Linked DNA regions of Homo sapiens: all the other regions are linked to region 1. Evidence: read pairs that join two places in POLR2A ChIA-PET (ENCODE). Cell type or tissue: PC-9. All regions are shown on one strand. Region 1 overlaps SUSD1 (sushi domain containing 1). Region 2 overlaps DNAJC25-GNG10 (DNAJC25-GNG10 readthrough). Region 3 overlaps SNX30 (sorting nexin family member 30).

Region 1 (8,000 bases):
GGGCGGATCACTTGAGGTCAGGAGTTCGAGACCAGCCTGCCCAACATGGTGAAACCCTGTTTCTACTACAAATACAACAATTAGCCAGGTGTGGTGGTGCATGCCTGTAGTCCCAGCTACTTGGGAGGCTGAGGCAGGAGAATTGCTTGAACTCAGGAGGCAGAGGTTGCACTGAGCTGAGATTGTGCCACTGCACTCCAGCCTGGGAAACAGAGAGAGACTACATCTCAAAAAAAAAAATTCTTTAAAATCTTCGTGTAAGTTTTGGACATTTCTAGTTAGGTTTATTTCTAGGTATTTGAAGTTTGCTTGTGATATCCCATCTCATGAATATGGATCTTTTTATTTTTCTATTATATTCTGCTACTTGTTGTATTAGTTTTCTGTTGCTGCTATGACAAGTTACTGCAAACTTAGTGGCAGAAAATAACATGAGGGCTGGGTACAGTGGCTTACATTTATAATCCAGCACTTTGGGATGCTGAGGTAGGAGGATTGCTTGGAGGCTGAGGTGGGAGCCCAGGAGTTCAAGCCCAGCCTGGGCAACATAGAAACCCTGTCTCTACAAAAAAATTAAAATAAATAAAAAATAAGCCGGACGTGGTGGTGTGTGCCCGTGGTCCCAGCTACTTGAGAGACTGAGGCAGGGGGATCACTTGAGCTCAGGAGGTCAAGGCTGCAGTGAGCCATGATCAGGTCACTGTACTCCAACCTGGGTGACAGAACAGGACCCTGTCTCAAAAAAACAAAACAAAACAAAAACTAAAAGCAACATGAATTTAGTGTCTTATAGTTCTGGAGGTCGGAAGTGTGAAATCAGTTTCACTAAGCTGTAATCAAGGTGTCAGTAGGCCTGTGTTTCTTCAGGGGCGGGGGGTATCTAGGGGAGAATCTATTTCCACGCCCTTTCCAGTTTCTAGATCCTGCCTATACTCCTTGGCTTGTGGCTCCATCCGCCATATTTAAAGCTCATCAGTTTAACCTCTGCTTCCGTTCTTAAATCTTCTAACTCTTATGTTCTTGTTGCTCTCTTATAAGGATGTTTGTAATCACATTGAGCTCATCTGGACAATTCAGGATAATCTCACTGTCTTAGTCACCTCTACAAAGTGTTTCTGCCATGTAAGGTAACATACAGGTTCCAGGGACTAGGATGTAGACATGCTGGTGGCGGGTGGGGGTCATTATTTAACCTACCATACTTGTTCTTGAAGATAGATAGAAAATGATCAGTTTTTGTATGTTGCCTTTCTGTTATTTTCAAACAGTTTCATGTTTGATTAGTTGAGTCTCTTAGATTTACTGGCAGTTGCATCATTTGTTGCTCTTTCTGGCATTTATAGCTCATTTTTTTTTCTTGCCTTTTTCTGCATTGTCTAGAATCTCTTGAATAAGGCTCAGTAATAGCTACAAGACCAGACATCCTTGTATTGTTCTTAACTTTACTAGAAATTGCTTAATTGCTTTACCACTGAGTGTGGTGGTTTCTTATAAACCCTATTAAACTAAGGCGTTTCTGTCAAATGAAGTCCTAGCTCACTAAGATTTCAAGTTAACAAAGTATATTAAATGTATTAACAGTTCCATTTATAAAAGTAACCACATGGTTTCTCTCTTTTAACCTATTAATAGCTTTTCCAATAATGATACTCTCTGTATTCTGGGAATAAATCTTTGGTCGTAGTGTATTGTTCTTTGAATGTACTACTGACTTCTTTGTGCTAATATTTTATTTTGGATTTTTGTATTTATATCAACAAGCAAATTTGGCATAGGATGTTTAGTGATTGGCTGTGCCATCCTTGTACAGGTCGGGCATTGTGGATTATTTAGTCATATTAAATGATTTGGGGACCCTTCCACCTTTTTGTATAGTCTAGAACTGTTTAAATACTATTGGAGTTATTTGTATTTTGAAAGTTTCAGAAGTGTAACTTTGGACCACTACTACTAATCTCCAAACCTGTCTCTACCCAGCTGTGGGTCTGCATTAACCTGGAATCATCTGTACTCCTCCTGTTCCTTACCACCTGTTCATCTTTTCCTCCTGTTCCCTACCTGCTCCGTGTTGCAACATTTGAGGTACAGCTTGTGACTTGTACAGGTTTTCTTTGTGCCAAGCTGCCCAATCCATAGAGAGGAGTCGTGTCTACCAACTTGGCTTCATTTGTAGGAACCTGTCAGGCCAGGGAGTTACAAAATACAGCCTTACCTTTCATGAGACCTTCCTTTTTTCACGTAATTTGGGAGTTGTCTTTATCACTCGTTAATCATCACAGTGTTCCTGTGAAACTTCTTAGCAAGTCTGCTCTATTATTTCCACTTTAGGGACAGAGATCCTTATTGAAGGAAGTAACCTCTGATGTCAGGGTTTTGAATAAATAGTCTTTCTTGACTACTTGGATGGGTGTACCTCCACATTAAACTGTATCAGATCTGAACTGTCTTTTAGATTGATTACTATGAAACTGAGCAGAGGACAAGAAATATTTCTTTGCTCACAAGAGATAAGGAAGCCCAAACCAAGAGAATCCCGCCACCTCCTATTCTTTTCCTCATGAAAAACCTGATTGCTTCAAAGCACTTTTTTCAGTTCCTCAAGGAGCAATTCTCTGCTGAAATGTTGCTCTTAGCTCAGAATTTCGAACCGACACTTATTTGTATAAATGAGGGTATACAAGGTCCAGGACAAATAGTTGTAATTTTAGCTTAGTAAGCCAAGGAAGCTTGCAGTAAATAGACTCAAATAATTTTTTTCCTTTTTCTTTTCTTTTTTTTTTTTTTCTTGAGACAGAGTCTCACTCTGTCACCCAGGCTGGAGTGCAGTGGCACAATCTCTGCTGACTGCAACCCCCGCCTCCCAGGTTCAAGCGATTCTCCTGCTTCAGCCTCCCAAGTAGCTGGGACTACAGGCACACACCACCACGCCCAGCTAGTTTTTGTATTTTTAGTAGAGATGGGGTTTCGCTATGTTGGCCAGGCTGGTCTCGAACTCGTGGCCTCAAGTGATCTGCCTGCCTTGGCCTCCCAAAGTGCTGGGGTTACAGGCGTGAGCCACTGTGCCCGGCCCACTCAAATAATTCTTAAGAGGGGTCCTCCGATTAGGTATCTTTGGATCTGAAATCTTTCATCAAGACTGAGTTTACCTAGATATAAAAGTGGTATTACTTTGAGACTGCTACCACTAATTTCTAAATTAAAATACTGTTGAACTCATGCTAACACTTATCCTTGGAAAAATGGCTCAATTAAAAGGTAGCATTTTTTCTATAGAGTGTAAATTGATTTCTCATTTCTTTTCCACTACAGTAAAACAGACCATCAGTAACATTTCAGGATTTAATGAAACCTGCTTGAGATGGAGAAGCATCAAGACAGCTGATATGGAGGAGATGTATTTAGTAAGTGACTGAAAGTTACTGTATTTATAGATGGTTGTCTTATGTGGGAGGCTTAAAAATACCCACAAACCTAAAAATCTACATCTATAACTATCATTATCAGTAGACGATTTACTGTGACAATTGCATCAAGAAGCAAGAAGATGGCCACTTCTGTGTATTTAAAGACAGTGGCTGGGCACAGTGGCTCACATTTGTAATCCCAGTACTTTGAGAGGCTGAGGCGGGCGGATCACTTGAGGCCAGGAGTTAAGACCAGCCTGGTCAACATGGTGAAACTCTGTCTCTGCTAAAAATATAAAAATTAGCCGAGCGTAGTGGCGCATAGCTGTAATCCCAGCTATTCAGGAGGCTGAGGCAGGAGAATAGCTTGAACCCAAGAGGTGGAGGTTTCTGTTAACCAAGATCGCGCCACTGAACCCCAGCCTGGGTGACAGAGCAAAACTTTGTCTCGAAAAAAAAAAAAAAAGGAGGGGGAAGACTGGGATGAACTTCTACTGGAAGAAATTAAGTAAGAACAAAAGGGTGTCTCTTGGCCGAAGTGTCAGGGTGGTTAAGGAAAGGGTAGGGTCACCAGAAGCTGGCAGGAAGAGGAGAAAAACTGTTCTCAGGTTCTAGCAGACCAGCTACGAGTATTCTAATTCAGGTCCTGCTTAGTTTGGATTCCTAATATTCTTTCTAGGAAAATGTTCTTGTCCTTGCTCCTGCAGTTTTGCCAATAGACTTTCTTGTTGTGTATGTGCACTGTATGTGTGAGAATAAGGAGAAAGCTGCCAGTATTGGGACCTTAGCCTTTTGTGTGTTTTTATTTAAAAATATATTTATTATACAAATAATATTTTAAGTACAATATTTATAGTATTGCAACTCTAATATTTGCTTACTGCTGCATTTCACCTTTTGAAGAAACATTAGAGTCCAGAGAGAGAGAGAGAGGAAGAAAGCTCATGAAAACGGGAAGGGGCTGGGCGCGGTGGCTCACGCCTGTGATCTCAGCACTTTGGGATTCGAGGTGGCAGATCACTAGAGCTCAGGAGTTTGAGACCAGCCTGGGCAACATGGCGAAACCCTGTCTCTACAAAAAATACAAAAATTAGCTGGATGTGGTGGCATGCATCTGTGGTCCCAGTTACTTGGGAGGCTGAGGAGGGAGGATCACTTGAGCCTGGGAGGTTGAGGCTGCAGTGAGCCGAGGTCATGCCACTGCACTCCAGCATGGGTGACAGAGTGAGGCCCCCATCTCAAAAAAAAAAAAAAAAAAAGAGAAAGAAAAAGGAAAAGGGGAGGTTTCAAGGCATCTAAAGCCTTTTAGGCCAACCATTCACCCAGTGAGCTTTTTTATGTTTCAGTTCCACATTTGGGGCCAGAGATGGTATCAGAAGGAATTTGCCCAGGAAATGACCTTTAATATCAGTAGCAGCAGCCGAGATCCCGAGGTGTGCTTGGACCTACGTCCGGGTACCAACTACAATGTCAGTCTCCGGGCTCTGTCTTCGGAACTTCCTGTGGTCATCTCCCTGACAACCCAGATAACAGGTAAATCTTGAATAACAGCATTTGGATTAACAAAGTTACCACAGAATTGTTCATAGGTCCTGATAAAGAGGAACACTGTTGCTTTTTATCATTATATAATGAACTTTAACAGGGAGAGGAGGAAGGACATGGAATTGGAGAGGTGCCTTAAGGCGCCTCTGTGACTGTTATGTTTCATTCTTTTTTCTTTTTTTGAGGCAGGGTCTTGCTCTGTCGCCCAGGCTGGAGTGCAGAGGCACGATCATGGCTCACTGCAGCCTTGACCTGGGCTTAAATGATCCTCCTGCCTCAGCCTCTTGAGTAGCTGGGATTATAGTTGTATAGGCCACCATGCCTGGCTAATTTCTGTATTTTTTGTAGAGACGGGGTTTCACTATGTTGCCTAGGCTGGTCTCGAACTCCTGGGCTCAAGCAATCCACCTGCCTCGGCCTCCCAAAGTGCTGGGATTACAGGTGTAAGCCACTGCGCCCAGCCTGTTATGTTTTATTTTTAAAAAGATACCTAATAACCACAGGGGAGGTCTGTGGGGAGGGGGAGGGGGAAGATACCTGAAACAAAATGTCAGCATTGATGAAATGTGGGTAGTGTGTCCATCCATGGTGTTGGTTGTATAGCTTCTGGATATTTAAAGCATTTAAAATACTTTATACTTAAACAAAAAATGCTTGTGGCTCTTTCTTTCTCAGGAATATTTAGTTGGCATCCTGTTGCAAGTACTTTAAGAGTAGATTACTAGCTAGGCACAGTGGCTCAAACCTGTAATCCCAGCACTTTGGGAAGCTGAGGAGGGTTGATCATGTGAGGATCATTTCGAGATCAGCCTGGCTGACGTGGTGAAACCCCACCTCTACTAAGAATACAAAAATTAGCTGGGTGTGGTGTCAGGTGCCTGTAATCCCAGCTACTCGGGAGGCTGAGGCAGGAGAATTGCTTGAACCCAGGAGGTGGAGGTTGTGTTGATCTGAGATCGCACTCCAGCCTAGGCAACAAGAGCAAAACTCCATCTCAAAAAAAAAAAAAAAAAAAAAAAAAAAAAAGTAGATTACTATCAGGGGACAATGATTGTAGTCCTCCGGCTATAGGGCCCCAGTAAATTCACTTTCCACTCATTTTCTCCTCCCTCTTCACATCTGTGACCCCCACTTCACACATGCTCTGAGCAAATACTAAGCATATTAGCTTCTTGATTCTTATTTCACTGAGAAATTAGAAGTAGTCAGGTGAGGACTTCCCACGCTCAGCCCTGCCGTTCCTCCTTGCATCCTGTTCTGCCTCCCTTCCTGTCCCTGCTCGTGTGTAAGGCTGCCATCCCCTCAACTTGTGCCTTAGATCCCATCCCTTCTTCCCTGATCAGCACTTCCCCTCAATACAGAATTATCCCCAGCATTGCCTAGCATGTTGCAACATCCTCCTTGTGAACGAAAAGAAAGAAAAAATGAGCAGACCTTCTTTGAGCCCATATTTGTCTTCAGCTACTTTGCCTTCTCTCTGCCCCTTTCTATAAAAACTCCTTGAAAGAAATGGCTGTTCTGTAGGCTCCACAGCCCTACCTCCTGTTCTCACTTTCACTCATCCCACGTGGGAAACATACGTCTTCATTGCTTTACTGAAAGGCTCTTCGTTTGATCTCCGTCTTGCCAAATCCAATGGCCAGTTTTGTTCTTATCTGATTTCTTCGATAGCGTTGACACTCCCTCCCTCTTGAAACCCCCTCTCCCTTAGTTTTGGTTCCTTCTGCCTTGCTGTCCCCTCTCAGTCTTCTTTGCTAGCTCCATCTACTTTTATGACCCCTCTTCAGCCTCCTTTTCTTCATTATCTACCCTTTCTGCTTAGGTGATCTCAACCAGTCTTATGGCTATAACTATTACCTATATGCAGAGGATTTCCAAAGATCAATTTCTAGTCCCAGCCTCTCCTTTGAGCACCAGACTCCTATATCCACCCAACTTCTACACATGTCCTATTGAACATCTAATACGCAAATCAAACGGAACTTGTGATTTCTCACCTCTGCCCTCGCCCCCAAATCGGTTTCCACCCAGGCTTCTCTGTTTCTATCTGTTACTTTCTGTCTGTTATTGGAATTTCTGTTCACCCAATTGTTCAGACCAAAAACAAGTCCTAATTGGTTCTATCCCATCCCCAAATTTCTAATCTGTCAACAAGCCCTGTTGGCTTGCTGTCTGAAATATATTCTGAATTCCACCACTTCTCCCCACCTGTGCCTTTTCCACAACTACCCTAATCCAAGACAGCCACCTCTTGCTTGGATTCCTGCTGTAGTTTTCAAACTGGTTTTCTCTTGCCTATATACCTCCCACCCTGGACCTTAGTCTTAGTCTTCACCATAACTTTCAAAAGATCACTCAGCACTCAGAGTGATCTTTTAAAAATGCATTTGGGAACATGTCAGCACCAGCTCAAAACTCTCCAGTGAGTTTCCATTAAAGTTAGAATGGAATCCAAGTTCCTCATCATAGGACATGTCATCTGGCCCCTGCCTACTTCTAATTCATCTCCCCCTGCTCTCCTCCTTTCCCATTAAGCATCAGCTGTCTCCCTGGCCTTCTTGCAGTTCCTTCAATGGGTCAAAGTTTTTCCAGCCTCCAGACTTTTCCATCTGCAGTTCACACTTCCTGGGACACTGTCAACATATGGCTTCTCCATAGTTGTTCAGGTGCCTGCTCAACTGCCATCACCAGCCTCCACGCTAGTACTCTGTATCTACTTACCCTGCTTCAATTTCTTCATAGAGCTTCATATTAATAAAAAATATTAATTATTAGTTTTTAGAGATAGGGTCTCACTCTGTCACCCAGGCTGGAGTGCAGTGGTGCAATCATAACTCACTGCAGCCTTGAGCCCCTGGGCTGTAGCAATCCTTCTGCCTCAGCCTGCTGAGTAGCTGGGACTATAGGCGCTCACCACCATGCCTGGCTAATTACAAAAGGGATTTTTTTGTTTTTATTTTTTGTAGAGATGAGGGTCTCCCTATGTTGCCTAGGCTGGTCTTGAACTTCTGGCCTCAAGTGATCCTCCCATCTCACCTCCCAAAGTGCTGA
Region 2 (8,000 bases), 410 kb after region 1:
TATGAACAAATCAGCATTATGCCAGTTGGCAAAGAAAAGATATTTAAAGGATCCAGATCCATTTTCACAAAACCAATGAAGTATGACTTTGGAGATGAGAGGCAACAAAAGGGTAATTGAGACAGGATTAAATTTTGTGGGGAAATTAAATTGGAAGTATGATTTTAGAGAAAAAAAAGAATCATGTAAAATTTCTGACTAAAGGAGAGTACGGTTTGTATATTTTTAAATGGATGATGGTAGGTTTCAAATGATGATGGTATTTGTATTCCATTGAATATATTTAAAAGAAGAATGAAATAATTTCATGTTAAAATGCTAGACTTTTAATAAAATTATATATTAAAATATATACTTAAACTTACGATGATATATATAAACTTATGATATATATTATATATATTTAAACTTATGATAAACATTTAGATGCCGACTGTAAAATGGAGGTACACAGGGTTGACATTATTTCATTTAGGTTGCATATAAGCAAAAATGTTTGAAGACCACAAGTATAATCCACCTTTATTTCCTGACTTCTGAAATTATCACCCTATCACTACCATAATTAACCTCTACCTTCTTAGATCCAAAGGACATTCAGACATCACCTTAATTGACCTCTCTTCAGCATTTGATACTTCTTCCTTTTTTAAACAAGCTTAACTTGACTTAACACCGCCTATCCTACTTTCCTCTTTCTACTACACTTTCACCGTCATGCATGCTTGCTACAGGAATACATTCTCAGAAATGCATCATTAGGCGATTTCATCATTCTGTGGACATGATAGAGCGTAATTCACAAACCTAGGTTGGGTAGCCCACTACACACCTAAGCTGTATGGTGTAACTTATTGCTTGTAGGCTACAAACCTGTACAGTACATTACTGTACTGAATATTGTAGGCAATTGAAACACAATGGTAGGTATTTGTGTGTCTAAACATAGAAGGATACAGTAAAAATACAGTATAAAATACTGCATACAGTGTAAGAATACAGCACAAAATATAACATCCGCATAGGGTTCTAATGGGAATTGCTGGCCCTTCAATTCATTGCTGGTGATAGTGATGCTCACCTCTGAGGTCTTTTGAGGGGCTTTACTCCAAGTCCCTAAGCCCAGCCCAAGTCTGCAGGCCTCACCAAACATCAGCTGTCTCTTCCAATTATGGATGGGCATAAGATATTCCTTCCCTTGCCACTGAGACTCAGAAGATAACTGGGGAAAAATACCAGGATGTCCCATTTCCTTGCCTCTCACAATAGAAGACTCCTTAACTACACCCAATAATTAGGCCTGCCCTAAAACAAGGGATCCAACAATTTTAATAAGTAGAGTAGCCTGGGTTGAGGGGGATGAAGAGTGCAAACTATAGTAATCCAAAATGAGAGCTGAGAAAAAAATGGCATGTATTGAGGCAATTATTGGACTTATTCCTAATTCAAACATAATACCCATAAAGAAAAGGATCAATGTGGGGGTCCATTTTGGATCCATGATCTATATTAAATGGCAAAAAAGGAGAAAGTGTATTTGCAGAATTATCTGGTAATACTAAGGGGCCTGCAAAATGAGAAGGTTAAAAAAAAATGTGCATTACATCCTGTAACAATCTAGAATTAAAGGAGCTGTGAGGGGAAGCTTATGCTACTTCTATAGGATGGAATCCCACTGTTATGGGATTCCAAACCATCCTGTTGATAGAAAGTATTTTGGAACTGTTTGATTTTATAGGCAAATACCATCCCTCAATCAGTTAGGGTAAACTTAACATGATATATGGAATTGTTTTGTTTCCACAGACGATTTATGGTGATATTCCAGTCACAATCTTTTTTTAAAAATCTTATTTAGAAATGCTGAGACAAGCTTTTTCTAGGTAAATAACTAGATAAATAAAAATTAAAGGAACTTTTAATAAATATCTGTTTGATACAGGACAATAATCCAAACAAATTTCGAACAAAAGGCTTTAGACTGCAATTTTTGGAAGGGGCAGAAAGAACGCAGTATACCTTACTGAAGAATAGTAGTCATGGCCAAATGTGGTGGCTCATGCCTGTAATCCCAGCACTTTGGGAGGCTGAGGCAGGCAGATCACTTGAGGTCAGGAGTTCGAGACCAGCCTGGCCAACATGGTGAAACCTCATCTCTACTAAAAATAAAAAAGTTAGCCAAGAGTAGTGGTGCATACCTGTAATCCCAGCTACTCAGGAGGCTGAGGCAGAAGGATCATTTGGACCTGCGAGGTGGAGGTTGGGGTGAGGCGAGATCATGCCACTGCATTCCAGCCTGGGTGACAGAGTAAGACTCCATCTCAAAAAAAAAATAATGGTAGTCATTATCAGTCCCACTTGCTTCTCATCAAAGAGAAAAACCATCTCTATGGCAGTTTCTGCACATCTCAGCTCCCATGTGAAGATTTTTGCCATAATTTCTCAGAACCTCTTAAACTGACCACCATCTACCTACACCCAAAGTGTCAACATAACCAATCCACCATTCTTGTCTGCCCCTGCAACTAAATAGAAGCACCTTAACTTAGTAATCAAAAAGCTAGATAAGGGATTCTGGTGTGATGACTTGAGCCTATTTAGTTTTAGCATAACTATGAAGAAAAATGAATTTAATATGAAGGAGTAGGAAATTAAAAACTAAGCCATTTGATTTAGATGACAGCTGACTATCATCTGTGAAGCTGTAAATATCAACTATGTTGAACATGGGGAATATGGGGATATGAGACATGGTATATGGCTACGATGTCAACTCAGCTAAGCTGAAGCTACCACTTCTTTAATGTTATATGGTTGACGCTTGAACAACAAGGGTTTGAACTACCAGGTCCACTCACAGGTGGATTTATTTCAATAACATGTGAATAGAAAATACAGTATTTTGGCCAGGCGGGGTGGCTCACACCTGTAATCCCAGCACTTTGGGAGGCCGAGGCGGGCAGATCACCTGAGGTCAGGAGTTCAAGAGCAGCCTGGCCAACATGGTGAAACCCTGTCTCTACTAAAAAATACAAAAATTAGCTGGGCATCGTGGTGTGCATCTGTAATCCCAGCTACTCGGGAGGCTAAGAGAGGAGAATCGCTTGAACCCAGGAGGTAGAGCTTGCAGTGAGCCGAGATTGTGCCATTGCACTCCATCCTGGGCAACAAAGAGCAAAACTCTGTCAAAAAAAAAAAAGAAAGAAAAAGAAAAAAGAAAAGAAAGGAAGGAAGGAAGAAAATACAGTATTTGCAGGTTGCAAAACATACTTATAGGGAGGGCCAACTTTTCATATACACAGGTTCTGCAGGGCCAACAGCCAGACTTGGTATGAGTGGATTTTTGTAAACTGGAATGGGGTGGAGGGGGCGCATCCTAAAACCAATCCCCCATGTATATTAAGGGAAGACTGTACTTACTATATCATAGATATCTTTCTAGGTTGTATTTGTTACAGTAATACTAGGTGCTGTAACAGAAAAGCCCTGAAACCTCAGTGGCTTAACATTGAGAAATTTATTTCTTGATCATCTGAGATCACTTGCTTAGGGCAAGGAGAGTACTCCACTCCACAGAGTCACAGAGAGAGCCTGTCATCTTCAACATATGGTTGCCAGCCCACCCAGGGTATTTACTTCCAAACAGACAGCAAACAAGGGAAGAGCAAAAACATTCCACTGGCCAGAGGCACATGGCCACATCTAACTAGAAAAGAGGCTGCAAATTGTAATCTATCTAGCAGGGTGCCCAGAAAGAAAAACAAATGGGATTTGGTGAAGAGCTAGAAAGTCTCTTCTCTACCGCACTCTACCATTCTGGTCCCCAAATAGCCATTTCATTCATCCTCTCACACGCAGAACACAGTGAGTCCCACCTCAAAAGAGGAAAACCAAAGCTAGTCACTGCAGGCAGCTCAAAGACCAGGATTATGAGGTAATGCTCATTTTTCCCCATCGGGGCTAGATATAGCTCCTCAAAGTCTAGTGACCTAGGAACTTTTTGGTTGTCTATTGTCATTTCCCCCACTCTCACATACCAATATTAAAAACACAATAGCGGAGCAGAGACTCAATGAACTTCGCTGTAGAAGGGGAAAGAATGAGAGACACATAGAAGTCAGCGGTCAGCATTCTGAAATCCAGCCGTGCAGATGTGAAGGCCCTCCTCTGGTAGGTCGTCATTTTACTCTCTGGAAGAAACCCTTATCCATGGTTTTCCATCCTCACCCCATCCTCAGCTCCTCCCTCTGGAAGTCCTCCCTTATCCATTATTCTCCTTGGACCCCTTAAGAGAGTGTCTTCCTTAGGGACTACAAAGCTTTCTCCTCTTACTTTCTGAAATGTAAGTTTAAGGGCCTCAAGTTAAGTTTACTCGACTTCAACAGTTTTAGGGCCATTTTCTCAAATCCCCTCAAAAATTTGATGGGTTCTGATCTATTTGTTTCCAGTGAGTTTCATGTACCAGTAACTACATCCAATGTTCTTGTATAGACATAATCCTCATCCTTAATTTCTGTATTTATTTATTTTTGCTTCCTTGTACCATGCTTCTCCAAACCTGAATGACAGTTAAGTTGAAGCCATGAGGGTTAATCTGATCTCAGACTCCTCAAATCTTATTTCTTTCTGATTGGGATTTAAAGAGATTTTGCCAAATTCCTCTCCCAAAGGGTTGTAGCACATTACACCCTAATAAGGTATAAAACTGCCCAGTCTCCTTTATCCTTACCAGCAATGGTACACAGCACAGTGGTTTAGGGTGTGGGCTCTAGAGCTAGACTGCTCGACATTGGATACTAGTTCTATCATCTATTAACTGTTGGCTTACGGACGATGTTCAACTCACCTGCGCCTCACTTTCCACATTTGTGCAAAGGAGATAAAGCAGATATTCTTATCCAAATTTAAAAAATAATTATGGGTGATGAAACTGAGACCCAGAGAATTTGATTTGTTCAAGGTCACACCAATAAGGAGTAAATGACCTAATACACATAAATACTCAGAACATGGCATGTAAGTTCTTAATGAATATGCACTTTTATTTTTTGTTTTCTAATTTGAGGGATTGAAAAATGATACCTCATTATCACCGTCTTTACATTTCCCTTGCTTACTAGTGGAGTTATGTGCTCTTTTGTTTGGATTTTCTCCTCTGTGAATTGCTTCTTCACACCGTTTACTCATTTTTTTCTCATCATGCAATCAGAATATTCTGTATATTAGGGATATTAGCCCATTATCTCTCCTATACATGGCAGGTGTTTTCTCTGTAGTGCAGTTGTGCGATCTTGGCTCACTGCAACCTCTGCCTCCCAGGTTCAAACGATTCTCCTGTCTCAGCCTCCCGAGTAGCTGGGATTACAAGTGCACAACACCATGCCTGGCTCTGCTTTTTTTTTTTTTTTTCTCTGTAATGATTTTTACAAGAGGTTTTTTTTTTTTTTTTTAATTAAAAAAAAATAGAGACATGGTCTCACTATGTTGCCTAGGCTGGGATTATAGGCATGAACCACCATGCCCACCCCCTCCTCATGTTTTACACACACACACACACACACACACACACACACACACACACACACGATTAATGATTAATTAAGCAGAAATTTTATTTAGTAAGATCGACATTTTAATGAAATTGTCTTTTTTTGTTGGGGTTTTTTTGAGACAGATTCTCACTTTGCTGCCCAGGCTGGAGTGCAGTTGCGTGAATACAGCTCACTGCAGCCTCAACCTCCTGGGCTCATGCGATTTTCCTGTCTCAGTCCCCCAAGTAGCTGGGACTACAGGTGCATACCACCACATCCAGCTAATTTTTGCATCTTTTGTTGAGATGGGGTTTCACCATCTTGCCCAGGCTGGTCTCGAACTCCTGATCTCAAGCAATTCACCCACCTCGGCCCCACAAAGTGCTAGGATTACAGGTGTGAGCACAGCACCTGGCCAAAATTGTCTTAATATCCTAGAATTGCCATGTCCCTCCATTTATTTACACTCCGTTTTATAACATCAATAAAATCTTTTTTAGGGACCTTGCACTTTTGTTAAGTTTATTCCCAAGTATTTTTATAGTTGTATCATTAAAGTAGAAAGGGAATATAACTTCCATTTCCATTTTAAACTAGCTATTGTCAGTATAGAAAATGTTATTTTTCTGTCTTTTTTATCCAGCTAGCTTCCCAAATTCTATTATAAATTCAAGTATTTCTTGTACGAGAATCTCACGAGTTTTCAAGGTGTACAATTATATAACCCATAAATACAGATAATTCTTCTAAAATGTTTACATCATTTCATTTTTTCAGCTTACTGCATTAGCTAAGACTTCCAAAGCAATGCTGAATAATAGTGGTGATAAAAGGTATTCTTGTGTTGTTCCTGATAATCTGAATGTGTCAGCCTTTCACCATGTAGTATGATATTGGCTGTTGGCTTTGAAAAATTGTCTTTATCATCATAGTAATTTCTTTCTACTCTCATTTCACTAATCCACTTAGTTTTTATTCAGAACAGCTTTTTTTTTTTTTTTTGAGACAGGGTCTCTCCCTCTGTTGCCAGGCTGAAGTGCAGTGGTGTGATCTCGGCTCACTGCAACCTCCGCCTCCCAGGTTCAAGCGATTCTCCTGCCCCAGATTCCCGAGTAGCTGGGACTATAGGGGCGTGCCACCATGCCCAGGTGATTTTTGAATTTTAATAGAAACGGGGTTTCACCATGTTGGCCAGGATGGTCTTAATCTCTTGACCTCATGATCTGCCTGCCTTGGCCTCCCAAAGTGCTGGGATTACAGGCGTGAGCCACTGTACCTAGCCCAGAACAGCTATTGAATTTTATCAGATGACTTTTTGGCATAGGTTCCCTTCTTTAAGTGATTCAAGTAATGAATTACATTGATAGATTTAGTTATGTTAAAGTAGTTTTATCCGGCTGTACTTTCTCTAACTACTGAATTTTATCTGTTTATATCTAGGACATTTGCATCTATATTCATCTATAAGTGAGATGCTTATAGTTTCATTGTGCTATCTTACCAAATGTTTGCTGAAAGGGGAAAGTGGAATCAAAAAAGAATTTTGTTTTTCAATGAGGATTTTAAAAAATGCTGTTGTTGTTAAGACAGAATGGAACATGCTAAATTGTGATAGAAAGGGTCCACTGGAGGCCAGACACAGTGGCTCACGCCTATAATCCCAGAACTTTGGGAGGCTGAGGTGGGTGGATGGCTTGAGCTCAGGAGTTCAAGACCAGCCTGGCGACATGGCGAAATCCCATCTCTACAAAAAATACAAAAATTAGTCGGGTGTGATGGTTCACGCCTGTAGTCCCAGCTACTTGGGGGCCAGAGGTGGGAAGAACACTTGAACCTAGGAGATTGAGGCTGCAGTGAGCCGAGATAGCGCCACTGCACTCCAGCCTGGGTGACAAAGTGAGACCCTGTCTCAAAAAAGAAAAGAGAAGAGAAGAAAAGAGAAAATAAAGCATCCAGCAGAGAACTTGAAGATGAAGGAGAAAGGATCACTGGTAGTGTGCAATTTCAGAGAAGGTGAAACAGATCCAGAGAACAAATAGGTTATAAAAGGGATGCCTGAATTATGACTGAATGGAAGGGATTCCAATCACTAGATCTAGAAGTTTAGTAGCTAAAAGTTAAGGGAGTTCCCATCTAATAACTTCTATTTTCTCTATTGTAACACTACTTACACTCACAGATATTTTTGTTTATTTATGAGTTTATATATAGCTATTTCAGAGAACAAATGTTGCCATTAATAGAGATATTTTCTTCATGTTATACAGTTATCTATTTTTCAGGACATTTGCAAAATTCTACAAAGACTTAAAAACAACAATTTCACTCTCTCATTCCAGCACTCAATCTCACAGGCAAACAGAAATCCTTGAGTCCTTAATACAAAATCAGACACAAAATATTGCTGTCATAGAAAAATGATTAATTAAGCAGAAATTTTATTTCCAAGCTCTTCAAAGACCGTTGCAA
Region 3 (8,000 bases), 680 kb before region 1:
TGCTACCGCAACCATCTGTTGATGTGTCTCTCTTCTTCACTGGACCATTAACCTCTCGGGGGAGAGATCTTCTTTATCTTTCTCTACAGCCCCAGCATGTAGCACAGAGCCAGGTATGTAGCATATGCTCACGAGCTATAGGGGTTTTGAAAAGCGCCTGCACTCGGCCACCCAAACACGCTGTGTGCTCTTCCCGCCTCTGTGCCCCTTCTCAAGCAGGAACCCCCAAACACCTTTTCCACTATCCCACTTCCCCCCCACCAACACACACACAAAAATTCACACAAACAACAATTCCTGATCCCTGCGCTGGCTGCCAAAATGAAGAATTCTATGGGGCAAGGCAGACATAAGACAGCATATGAGTCCTCTAATGTCTAGTAAACAAACCCCATTGCTCATACATGCATCAGCGCCTGTTGGCCAGGCTGTTGTTTATGTACTTATTTTACTTTGAGAGGCTCTCATTTATCGTGGAACACCGGCCTTCCTCCCAGTGGCCTTCACTAACACCTGATTTTCAAACTGCGATGACATCCTACCCCCTACTTTATTGTCAATATGCACTTTGTCTAAATTCTGACCTCAAACCTCTCCATCTTCTATTCCAGTCTCTATTTGGATCTACTGGGATTATACATCTATTTAATAAAAAAGAGCTTCCTGGAGGCAGCATTTGTTTGAGCCTTGAAGTTTGAGTAGGCTTGCAACAGTGGCCTTCAGGCATCCTCTGTCCTGAATGCCTGACTTGAAACCGTGTCCACGTCATCTTTACACTTCACTCGCACATGTGCTTCCCGGTCTGCGCCCCCCTCTCAAAGACGGCACCACTGTTCAGCATCAATCTCCTGGACTTTCTAGTCAGTCACCCCCACTACACCAAAATCTGTCATCTTTATATTTTCTAATCTTTCTCTTGTCAGGCAACAAGTCCAACCAAAACCAGGTTAATTCTTCCTATCTTACCTCTTTCACGGCTGGTCTTTCCCCATCCCAAGCCCTGATCACACATCCCCCTGCTCAAAAACCCTCTTGGGGCCGGGAGCAGTGGCTCACACCTGTAATCCTAGCACTCTGGGAGGCCAAGGAGGGTGGATCACCTGAAGTCAGGAGTTTGAGACCAGCCTAGCCAACATGGTGAAACCCCATCTCTACTAAAAATACTAAAATTAGCCTGGCGTGGTGGCATGCACCTGTAATCCCAGCTACTCGGGAGGCTGAGGCAGGAGAATCGCTTGAACACAGGAGACGGAGGTTGCAGTGAGTCAAGGTAACACCACTGCACTCCAGCCTGGATGACAGAGCGAGACTCCGTCTCAAAAACAAACAAACAAACAAACAAAACCACGCCCTCTAGGACTAGCTACTGCTGAAAGAATAAAAGCTAACCTCCACATCACAGCACTCAAAACAGTCTCATTAACCTCCTGACCTGTCTACCCACCTCGTCTCTCACTAATCTCCACCTCTAGACTCTCAAAACCCACTCCCAACGCATGACCCAATTCAGTCCTCCTCCAGCGGCCACAGGTCTTTCCTGTCTCTGCCCTTCACCTTGGGGCTTTTCCCACCCCACATCTGAAAGCCCCCTCCAACTTCACGGACCTGGTGAAAACACAACCTCTGCGACCTCAGCTGATCTGCAGACATACCCCCAGCTAGTGGGGCTGCCAATAGGAATAAACACCCCATTCTCCCTACTCCTCAGGTAAAACCCAATTTTCAAGTCATATTTTAAGGTCACGGTATTGGTAATTTAAGTTTCAAGTGGCAAACCAAATTGAAAACAGTATTAACAAAAGGGAATTTATGACCCCCTATAACCAGGAACCCGTTCTAACTTCAGGCACAGCTGGCACAGTCGGATCCTGAACTCAAATGATCTTGCCCCTCTTCCTCTCCTAGCTCTACTTCCCTCTGGCTTCATTCTTAAGCCAAGCACTCTCTGCATTGAAGGACACGACCATTCACAATCTAGTAGAAAGGCAAGACATTCTTTCCCCCATCATCCATCTCATAAATCTCAGGAAAGACTGCCTGGCTCTGTTAGGGTCACACATCCACCAGGGATGCTATTTTGGCTAATAAAAGATATTGATGTTAGACCAGAATGGGAAGGATGAGGAGACAAGCCAGGGTATTTCTGTCCCAACCTGCTCTCTGCCTCAGATCGTGCCACTGGCAGCGGCTGCCTCCCCTCCAGGGCCCCCTTCCTCTAAGGTCCCAGCTCCTGCTCAATGACCCTGCCACAGGTCTAGTTCTCACAGAAGCTCCTGGGTTCTACTTAACTTCGCCTCTTCCCCTAACCCTCCAGTCCTGAGGGTAACAGCAACTTCCTGCTACTGCTACTCTCTGGGTCAATTTACCACCCATCACCTATGCAACTAACTCCTTGTATTATAGTCTCTCTGTTTGAAATAACTTCACTGGCTTTTATTCCCTGATCAGACCTCAACTAATATAGAAATCGACAAAGCATAGGCCAAAATGTAGAAAGAAATGTGGAGAGTACAATATCAAGGAATAACAACCACCAACACCTCCCATTTCTTAAAGGTTCGCTATATACATCACCCACTACTCTACGAACTCGCTGGGTCTTCCTATCAACCCAGTGACATGGGCACATCTGTTATCCCCTTTTCACAGATGAGAAAACTGAGGCTCAGAGACGTTAAACAACTTGCTGTTACCAAGACTCTAAGTGGTGGGGCTGAGATTCAAATCCAGACAACATGATTCCAGCATGAACAACTTTTTTTTTTTTTTTTGAGATGGAGTCTTGCTCTGTCGCCAGGCTAGAGTGCAGTGGCGCAATCTCAGCTCACTGCAACCTCCACCTCCCCGGTTCAAGCGATTCTCCTGCCTCAGCCTCCCAAGTAGCTGGGACTACAGGTGTGCGCCACCATGCCCAGCTAACTTTTTGTATTTTTAGTAGAGACAGGGTTTCGCCATGTTGGCCAGGATGGTCTTGATCTCTTGACCTTGTGATCTGCCTGCCTCGGCCTCCCAAAGTGCTAGGATTACAAGCGTGAGCCACCATGCCTGGCCCGTGTGCACACCTTAAAACAGGAAGTGGAGGGGAAGCATTTCAAGCAGGAGGTTAACAACAGGATCAAGTGTTACCTACCAAGGGGTCAGGCAAAATAAGGACTATAAAGCATCTACTGGATTTAGCAATAATGAGATCACTGAGGACCCTGAAGAACAGAGTCAGAAACTAGGCAGCAGGAGGCTGAGGAGTATGTCAGAGGTCAGGAAGTGGAAGCAAGGGCCGCAAACCTTCTCTTCAGAAAAGTGTATTGTAAAGAGGAGTCACAAAATAGGGCACAAGACCAGGCACAGTGACTCAGGCCTATAATCCAAGCATTTTGGGAAGTTGAGGCAGGAAGATCACTTGAGGCCAGGAGTTCGAGACCAGCCTGGGCAACAAAGCAAGACCTTATCTCCACCCCCACAAAAAAAAGGCACCAGATGGAGGAGAAAAGAACATCATAGCAGAGCTTCCTTTACTCTTTCTCTCTGTGTGTGCACGTGCGCGCGTGTGTGTGTGTTTAATAGAGACAAGTTCTCACTATATTGCCCGGGCTGGTCTTAAACTCCTGGGCTCAAGCGATTGTGTGTGTATGTGTGTGTGTGTGTGTGTGTTTAACAGAGACAAGGTCTCACTATATTGCCCAGGCTGGTCTCAAACTCCTGGCCTCCAGCAATGTTCCTGCCTTGGCCTCCCAAAGTGCTGAGATTACAGGCAAGAGCCACCACGCCCAGCCACTCTTTCTGTGTTTTAAAAATCAGAGCAACTTGGCCAGGCATGGTGGCTCACAACTGTAACCTCAGCATTTTGAAAGGCTGATGCGGGCAGATCGCTTGAGCTCAGGAGTTCGAGACCAACCTGGCCAACATGGCGAAACCCCGTCTCTACCAAAAACACAAAAATTAGCCAGGCGTCAAGACCAGCCTGGCCAACATGGCGAAACCCCATCTCTACCAAAAACACAAAAATTAGCCAGGCATGGTGATGCGCGTCTGTGGTCCCAGCTACTCAGGAGGCTGAGGCAGGAGAATCTCTTGAGCCCAGGAGGCAGAGGTTGCAGCGAGCCAAGATCGTGCCACTGCACTCCAGTCTGGGTGACAAAGCCAGATACTGTCTCAAAAAAAAAAAGAGAGAGCGCAACTTGAGCATGTTTAAATATTGATGGGAGTGAGCTGGTTGAGAGGGAGTCCAAAGATACAGGGGTAAGTCAGGAGGCCAAACAGAGCAGGGTCTCCAAGAGGATGGGGGGTGGCAGGTGGGTCTACACCCTCAGTCAGCCTTAGACTCTCTCCTTGGAACAAGGGCCAGAAAGAAAACATGGCTATGGAGTCAGATCATTCTGAAATTTGAAGAAGGGAAGTTCCTTTCTGGTGGCTTCCATCTTCTCTAAGGTGGAAGGTGAGGCAATCAGCAGAAGGAAGGGTGGAGTAGAAGGGTAGAGGGTATGAGGAGCAGAGAAAAGTTTCAGATAAGCCACTGTGCAGACGGAGGGTCTGTGGAAAAGAAGGAGTGTCCAGGACCACTGAAGCCCCAGCTGTGGCTGAAACCTGTGAACTTACATTGGCAGCAACCCTTGAGCTTCCTGAGAACCCTGGTTGTAGATGAAAGACATGAACAAATGGAATGATCCAAGCTGGGTATAAAAAGAAGAGAGCAAGGGAACTGAATATAGAGGCAGGAGCAACCACGGAGATGGGCCACAGAATCTAAAGGAGGTAGGGGAATCCAAGAGGTCACAGAACAGAACAGGTATAGTCAGTTGTTAATGACTCAGAGACCTGGAAAGCCAGGACGGGAAAGCAAGACAAAATGATATACGCGGGGAAAAGGGAACTTTTGTACAACGCTGTTAGGAATGTAGATTGGTACAGCCATTATGGAAAACAGTATGGAGGTTTCTAAAGACATTAAAAATAGAACCACCATATGACCCAGCAATCCCTCTTCTGGGCACATACCCAAAGGAACTGAAATCAACACCTCATAAAGATATCTGCACTCCCACATTCACTGCAGCATTATTCACAATAGCCAAGATATAGAAACAACCTAAGCAGGCCTCAATGGACGAACAGATAGAGAAACTGTACTGTGTGTGTACACACAAAACTGAATATTATTCAGCCCCAGAAAAGAATGACATCTTGTCATTTGCCATAACGTGAATGAGCCTGAAGGAAATTATGCTAAGTGCAACAAGCCGGACACAGAAAGAAAAACACTGAGTGATCTCACTTACATATGGAATCTTTAAAAAAATTCAAATATATAGAGAAAGAACACAAAATAGTGGCTACCAAGGGCAGGTGGGAGAGGAAATGGGAAGATGTAGGTAAACGGATACAAAATAGCAGATATGGAGGAGTGTACAAGTCTGGAGATCTAATGTAGAACATGAGGACTAGAGTTATTAATAATAAAATTGTACTGTACTTGACAATCATGCTAAATGAGTCAATTTAGATGCTCTTGCCACAAAAACAAAATGAGTTAACTATGAGATGATGACTGTGTTCATTTGCTCCACTATAGTAAACTTTTACTATCTATGTGTATCCCATAACATCAAGTTGTATACCTTAAATAAACACAATAAAATGTGATAATATCCAGTGGCACTATTTCAGAGCTGGAATGCTTCTAGGTATTACAACGCAGGGTGCGGCCGTGGGAGAGAGCAGATGAACTGTTAAAAAGGTGAAGGAGCCGAGCGCAGTGGCTCACGCCTGTGATCCCAGCACTTTCAGAGGCCGAGGCAGGCGGATCACCTGAGGTCAGGAGTTCGAGACCAGCCTGGCCAATATGGTGAAACCCCGTCTCTACTAAAAATACAAAAATTAGCTGGGCGTGGTGGTGGGCACCTGTAGTCCCAGCTACTCAGGAGGCTGAGGCAGGAAAATCGCTTGAACCCTGGAGGCAGAGGTTACAGTGAGCTGAGATCGCAGTGAGCTGAGATCGTGCCATTGCACCACAGCCTGGGCAACAGGGCAAGACTCCATCCCAAAAAAAAAAAAAAAAAAAAAAAAAAAGGATGATTACAGATAAGGAGGTCAAGAAACTGGTAATTTTGGAGAGTTGGACAGATCAGCCATGTGAATGATTAAAGCCCCGTGGTGAGGACATGATTTCAGAAGACAGTAAGTTGGGGTCTAAAGATTTAATGAATGAGAGTGAGAAGGTGTGAAGTTGGAAAATGACAAAGAAAACAGTATTGGAAGGTCTGTAGTGGATATTTGTTTCCTGCTTGTCTAACATTTCTTGATTTTGCTCTGGCAACCACCTCCTCCCTTCCCAGGCACAGAGGGGGCTTCCAAAATATTTGTAATATTCTGTATCTTAATCTGGGGGTAGGAACATTTTATTAGTCTTTAAACTGTACAGATAACTTTTACTCTTTATATACACACATTGTTATAAACTTCATGTATATATTCCCCAATTTTAAAAAAATTCCTTTCCTCATTCCAAAGATAAGTACCTGATTCAAGTCTGCGCAATCAGAATCAGAGACTGGTTTAGGCGCCTGACCCAATTTAGACCAATGAGACACCAGCCCAGAGCTTTGGCCAGAACTATCAGGAAAGGAGTGCTCTCCTTCTGCTGGAGCTGGGAAGCTTGTTTATAGAACATATCCCTTCACTGGCATGAGAACAAGGCTGACACAGAAGAAAGCAGAGCCAAGAGATGGAAAGTGACAGATCCCCGACATCACTGGAATACCTTGCTCCAGCCATCCCTGAAGCCAAAATACCTGGGCCTTTTCAGCAACGTGAGCCAGTAGATTTTTATTTTCCTCTATCTAGTTTGCATTCAGCTCATGTCTTTTTAACTAATAAAGAATCCTAACTAATTCAGGGGAATGCTCAAGGTAGTCTCAATTGAACAGCCTATGTGATCCTTTTCAATATATAATCAAACTATGCCCCCCTCCTGCTCAAGACCCTGAAATGTCCCCTGCCCATGTTAACTTCCCACCCCATGGCCCTAGCAATAAAGGCCAAAGTCCTCAGGGTGACCGGCCACATTCAATATAATCTGACCCCTCCCTTCTCTGCCCCCAGCCTTTAACTCTCCAATGCTCACTCTACCTGGCCACACTGGCCTCTAGGCTGCTCCCCGACACACCAGCCCTGTGCCTTCCGGCCTCTGCTTCAGGCAGTCCCTCCCCGGACAGTCTTCTTCAGATACTCACCCACTAACTCCCTCACCTCCTTCCAGTCTGCTCAAATATCAAGTACTCAACAAGGCCTGCCAAATCCTCTTCCTCGCGGCCAGTTCTCCTTTTTCCTCCTTCCATGGCATTTATGGTGTAATACAGTACAAACTTGCTGAAATGTATCCAGTGAGGGCAGGGTTTTCAGCTAATTTATTCAAGTTCCTAGAACAGTGCCTGGCTCATAGTAGGCCCTCAAATATGTATCAAATGAACAAAAAGAATGACAGGAGCCTCAAAGGAGCAGAGCCTGGTTTGTAAAAGGTGATGGAGGAAAAGCCTTCTCTATTTTGAAGACTTCAGAGGACGTCTAAGTGACCTAAGGAGGCAGGAAGTAGATGAAGAGTTCAGAGAAGAGATTGAGGATGTGGGAGGAGGTGTTAGCCACACAATGGGGCTTAAGAATCCAGTATTAAGTTTTGGGAGGGGTACAGAAGTTAGAGGCTGAGTCAGAGGAGAAGCAGCCTGGAGCAATTTACAGATGAAAGTTAAAAAAGGAGAGTAAGGCTAAGTGATGTATTTACATTTTAGATGGAGATAGCCATATAAGGTCCAGTGAGGCTCACGCCTGTAATCCCAGAACTTTGGGAGGCAGAGGTGGGCAGATCATCTGAGGTCAGAAGTTCGAGACCAGCCAGGCTAACATGGTAAAACCCCATCACTACTAAAAATAAAAAAATTAGCCAGGTGTGGTGGCAGTCACCTGTAATCTCAGCTACTCAGGAGGCTGAGGCAGGAGAATCACATGAACCC

What was found. ChIA-PET counts read pairs that join two places held together with the same protein. Peaks named below come from ENCODE experiments on the same cell type or tissue, not always from the same donor. Only the 100,000 strongest peaks of a DNase experiment are listed, where the experiment ranks them.
Region 2: POLR2A ChIA-PET joins it to region 1 with 12 read pairs; 4 of 35 experiments call an interaction of 5 or more read pairs at or near these places.
Region 3: POLR2A ChIA-PET joins it to region 1 with 17 read pairs; 2 of 35 experiments call an interaction of 5 or more read pairs at or near these places.

The regions. Positions count from the first base shown.
Region 1 is chr9:112,075,475-112,083,474 of GRCh38, reverse strand. It overlaps SUSD1 (sushi domain containing 1), which reads left to right. Exons shown (of 17, transcript NM_022486.5): 11 at 3,310-3,401; 12 at 4,751-4,937. Among named protein-coding and RNA genes, the nearest start is that of LINC02977, 39 kb to the right of the region's middle. RefSeq lists an enhancer at 6,285-6,384. In PC-9, no CTCF peak of the experiment used is centred here; a DNase peak (open chromatin) is centred at 4,914; H3K27ac peaks cover 137 bases.
Region 2 is chr9:111,670,179-111,678,178 of GRCh38, reverse strand. It overlaps DNAJC25-GNG10 (DNAJC25-GNG10 readthrough), which reads right to left. Exons shown (of 3, transcript NM_004125.4): 3 at 7,953-8,000. It overlaps GNG10 (G protein subunit gamma 10), which reads right to left. Exons shown (of 3, transcript NM_001017998.4): 3 at 7,953-8,000. Among named protein-coding and RNA genes, the nearest start is that of GNG10, 13 kb to the right of the region's middle. In PC-9, no CTCF peak of the experiment used is centred here; no DNase peak of the experiment used is centred here.
Region 3 is chr9:112,754,499-112,762,498 of GRCh38, reverse strand. All of the region lies in intron 1 of SNX30 (sorting nexin family member 30), which reads right to left. Among named protein-coding and RNA genes, the nearest start is that of SNX30, 7.7 kb to the right of the region's middle. RefSeq lists enhancers at 5,977-6,656, 6,692-7,305, 7,758-7,847, 7,306-7,920. In PC-9, no CTCF peak of the experiment used is centred here; DNase peaks (open chromatin) are centred at 4,858, 6,588, 7,318, 7,678 and 1 weaker place; H3K4me3 peaks cover 2,025 bases; H3K27ac peaks cover 3,217 bases.